2 separate regions of the Homo sapiens genome follow, and region 1 is linked to region 2. Evidence: read pairs that join two places in POLR2A ChIA-PET (ENCODE). Cell type or tissue: OCI-LY7. All regions are shown on one strand.

Evidence for each region. Peaks named below come from ENCODE experiments on the same cell type or tissue, not always from the same donor. Only the 100,000 strongest peaks of a DNase experiment are listed, where the experiment ranks them.
Region 1: POLR2A ChIA-PET joins it to region 2 with 5 read pairs; 2 of 35 experiments call an interaction of 5 or more read pairs at or near these places.

What each region holds. Positions count from the first base shown.
Region 1 is chr1:155,807,545-155,810,044 of GRCh38, forward strand. All of the region lies in intron 10 of GON4L (gon-4 like), which reads right to left. Among named protein-coding and RNA genes, the nearest start is that of GON4L, 48 kb to the right of the region's middle. In OCI-LY7, no CTCF peak of the experiment used is centred here; a DNase peak (open chromatin) is centred at 1,197; H3K27ac peaks cover 1,106 bases.
Region 2 is chr1:155,717,646-155,720,145 of GRCh38, forward strand. All of the region lies in intron 3 of DAP3 (death associated protein 3), which reads left to right. Among named protein-coding and RNA genes, the nearest start is that of DAP3, 30 kb to the left of the region's middle. In OCI-LY7, no CTCF peak of the experiment used is centred here; no DNase peak of the experiment used is centred here.

The DNA.
Region 1 (2,500 bases), 90 kb after region 2:
ATACAAAAAATTAGCTGGGCATGGTGGCAGGCGCCTGTAGTCCCAGCTACTCAGGAGGCTGAGGCAGGACAATGGCATGAACCCGGGAGGCAGAGCTTGCAGTGAGCCGAGATCGCACTACTGCACTCCAGTCTGGGTGACAGAGCCAGACTCCGTCTCAAAAAAAAAAAAAAAAAAAAAAGAAAATCAGAAAGTGTGAGACCTCCATCTTTGTACTTTTTAAAGACTGTTTTGGCTATTCTGGGCCTGTGCAATTCCACATGAATTTTAGGATTAGACTGTTAATTTCCACAAAAATGGTAGCTGGGATTTGGATAGGGACTGCATTGAATCTGTAGATCAATTTGGGAAGCTCTCCCTAGACTACACTGCATCAACCTGCTAATGGGTTTCTGTTTACCCTCTTGCTTTACTCTAGTCCATTTCCCACACGTTAACCAAAAGGAATTTTTAACATTAATCCAAAAATATCACAAAAATCTTTTCTTATTTATTTATTTTTTTTTTTTTTTGAGATGGAGTCTCACTCTTTCCTAGACTGGAGTGCAGGGGCATGATCTCAGCTCACTGCAACCTCCACTCCCCACATTCAAGCGATTCTCCTGCCTCAGCCTCCTAAGTAACTGGGATTACAGGTGTGCGCCACCACACCCAGGACATTTTTTGTATTTTTTGTTAGAGATGGGGTTTTACCATGTTGGCCAGGCTGGTCTAGAACTCCTGACCTCAGGTGATCCACCCGCCTCGGCCTCCCAAAGTGCTGGGATTACAGGCATGAGCCACCACACTGGGCATCTGTTCTAATGTTTAAAATAAAATCTACACCCCTTATCATGGTTTCCTAAGACCTTCATGATCTAGCTCTTGCCTTGCTCTCTGACCTCATTTCTACCTCTTTTTCACGATCCCACCCTTCATGTAGTTTCTGTTCCTTAACCATGCCAAGGTTGTTTCTATCTTAGCGACTTAGAATGTGCTGTTTCTTCCATATGGAGCACTTTTTCTCCCCAGATCTTTTACATGCCTGGCTTCCTCTCATTCGGATCTCAGTTTAAATGCCATCTCCTCAAAGAGGCCTTTTTTCTTTTTGTTTTTTGTTTTTTTGACAGTCTTGCTCTGTGGCCCAGGCTAGAGTGCTGTAGCATGATCACAGCTCACTGCAGCCTCGATCTCCTAGGCTCAGCCTCCCAAGTAGCTGAGGCTACAGGTGTGTAACAGGATGCCCAGCTAAGTTTTGTGTTTTTTTTGGTAGGGACAAGGTCTCACTAGGTTACCCAGGCTTGTCTTGACCTCCTGGGCTCAAGTGATCCACTCTCCTTGGCCTCCTAAAGTGTTGGGATTATGGACATAAGCCACCAAACCGGACCCTGTTTTTTAAAATTTTTTTTAAAAAAGTTCTCATACTATTACCCATGCTGGAGTATAGGGGTGCAGTCATGGCTCACTGTAGTCTCAAGCTCCCAGGCTTAATCAATCCTCCTGCTTCAGCCACCAAGCAGCTAAGAATACAGGCATGCGCCACCACACCTATATAATTTTTCTGAGTTTTTGGAGAGATGGAGTCTCACTATATTGCCTAGGCTGGTCTCAAACTCCTAGCCTCAAGCAATCTTCTAGCCTAGGACTCCCAAAGTGATGGAATTACAGCCAAGGAGGTCTTTTTTGATCAGCCTATCTAAAGTTCTCTGACAGGAAGTTTCATATTTCCTCATTTTAATTTAGTTCATAGCACTTAACCACATCCGAATTTACTTGTTTATATGTTTATAGTCTATCTCTCCTCAACAGACTAAGTTCCATGAAGAACAATTTTTTCTGTCTTCTACACTGTTGTTTCTCAACTTCAACCATTCAGTATGTGTTTGGTAAATAAATGATTACATAAAAAACTATTACTGCTCCTACTACTACATACTCCAAAGCATGGTGATTAAATGACTCAGAGCTATTCCATTCAATATTCTATTTTTAATTATATACTTATATATAATTATAAATTATATACTTATAAATTATATACTTATATATACTTATAAATTATATACTTATATATACTTATAAATTATATACTTATATATACTTATAAATTATATACTTATATATACTTATAAATTATATACTTATATATACTTATAAATTATATACTTATATATACTTATAAATTATATACTTATATATACTTATAAATTATATACTTATATATACTTATAAATTATATACTTATATATAATTATAAATTATATACTTATATATAATTATAAATTATATACTTATATATAATTATAAATTATATACTTATATATAATTATAAATTATATACTTATATATAATTATAAATTATATACATATATATAATTATAAATTATATACATATATAATTATAAATTATATACATATATAATTATAAATTATATACATATATAATTATAAATTATATATATATATAATTATATATATATATATATTTTTGAAATGTAGTCTTGCTCTGTCACCCAGGCTG
Region 2 (2,500 bases):
ATGGAGAGTACTAAAGAAATTAAACTACTTGCCCACAATTTTCTACCAGGGCAGGTTCAGAACCCAATTTTTCTAATAACCAATCTGGTGCTATTTTGCAGTTTTGTAAGTGGATTTCCTAGGGTCTGGAGAGGGAACTAACTTGGTTTGTTGTGAGAAGAGCAGCATTTAAAGTGAATTTTGTCTGCAGAAGCCAGGATTCCAGCAGTATCTAGTGTTGCATTTTCTAGTCCAGTTCCCCATTAGACTGGATATTGATTTCTTTTTGTTGCTGCCTCTCATAAATGAAATTAATTTGTGGTGTGTGCTGTAATGTTAGGAACCAATAGCTTTCTTTCCCTGCCCCTACCCTCTGAGTCTTCCCATCTTAATATAGTCTGTGTGGAAAGAAAAAGTAAACACCCATTACCCAAAACATGATCTCAGCAGGGTGTGTTTTAAATATATCTCTAGGCTTCGGCCATGCGGGGTGGCTCACGACTGTCATCCTAGCATTTTGGGAGGCCGAGGCAGGAGGATCACTTGAGGTCAGGAGTTCTAGACCAGCCTAGCCAACATGGCGAAAGCCTGTCTCTACTAAAAATACTAAAATTAGCTGGGTGTGGTGGCGGGCACCTGTAATCCCAGCTACTCAGGAGGCTGAGGCAGGAGAATTGCTTGAACCCAGGAGGCAGAAGTTGCAGTGAGCCAAGATCGCGCCACTGCACTCCAGGCTGGGCAAGAGAGCAAGACTCTGTCTTAAAAAGTATATATATATGGCTGAGTGAGGTGGCTCACGCCTGTAATCCCAGCATTTTGGGAAGCCAAGGCAGGCGGATCATGAGGTCAGGAGACTGAGACCATCCTGGCTAACACAGTGAGACCCCATCTCTACTAAAAATACAAAAAAAAATTAGTTGAGCATGGTGGCGGGCGCCTGTAGTCCTAGCTACTCGGGAGACTGAGGCAGGAGAATGGTATGAACCTGGAGGTGGAGCTTGCAGTGAGCTGAGATCGTGCTACTGCACTCCAGCCTGGGCGACAGTGCAAGACTCTGTCTCAAAAAAAAAAAAAGAAAGAAAGATAGATAGATAGATAGATAGATAGATAGATAGATAGATAGATATAGATATAGATGAAGATATATATATATACCATTCACCTCTTTTCACAAACACAAAATGAAGTAGAATAAATGAATCAAGCCACTGAAGTGTCTTTTCAGCTTTCTTTGTAATTGCAGTCCTTTTATCTGCCAATTCCTCTGGGGTTTCTATGGAAACAGCAGCATGCAGATGATCTTGTCACATGACTGGAGCATCTCTATACACAGCACAGAAGAATCCAGATGGCAAGAATTGTCTTTGCTACCCCTACATCTACGGTTTACTTTGATGAGCAATTGGCTTCATTATTTGGGCCACCACTTTTATATACATACTGGGTTTGAGGGCAGCAACCAGCATTCTTGGCTAAGATAAATGAGGCTGGGCACAGTAGCTTATGCCTGTAATCCCAGGACTTTGGGAGGCCTAGGTGGGAGGATCACTTGAGCTTAGGAGTTCTAGACTAGCCTAGGCAACATAGCAAGACCCTAACTCTAAAACAATTTTTTTTTTTTTTTTTTTGAGACAGAGTTTCACTCTTCTTGCCCAGGCTGGAGTGCAATGGCGCAGTCTCGTCTCACTGCAACCTCCACCTCCTGGGTTTAAATGATTTTCCTGTCTCAGCCTCCCAAGTAGCTGTGATTACAGGCATCCACCACCATGCCTGGCTAAGTTTTGTATTTTTAGTACAGATGGGGTTTTACCATGTTGGCCAGGCTGGTCTTGAATTCCTGACCTCAGGCAATCCGCTCACCTTGGCCTCCTAAAGTGCTGGGATTACAGGCATGAGCCACTGTGCCCAGCCAAAAAAATTTTCTTTTTCTTTTTCTTTTTTTTAGACGGAGCCTTGCTCTGTCACCCAGGCTGGAGTGCAGTGGCGTGATCTTGGCTCCCTGCATCCTCCACCTCCCGGGTTCAAGCAGTTCTCTGCCTCAGCCTCCCGAATAGCTGGGATTACAGGCGCCTGCCACCGTGCCTGGCTAATTTTTTGTATTTTTTGTAGAGACAGGCTTTCACCCTCTTGGCCAGGCTGGTCTTGAACTCCTGACCTCATAATCCACCCACCTTGGCCTCCCATAGTGCTGGGATGACAGGCATGAGCCACTGCACTCGGCCAAAAGTTTTTCAATTAGCAGTGCATAGTGGCATGCGCCTGTAGTCCCAGCTACTCGAGAGGTTTAGGTACAAGGATCACTTGAGCCCAGGAGGTCAAGGCTATAGTCAGCTGAGATCAGGCCACTGCACTCCAGTCTGGGCAACAGGCTTTCTCAAAACAATGGGAGATATCTTTTCCAGCTTTAAGAGATGAGTGGTCCAGGTGCAGTGGCTCACGCCTGTAATCCCAACACTGAGAGGCCAAAGTGGGAGGATCACTTGAGCTCAGGAGTTCAAGACCAACCTGGGCAACATAGCAA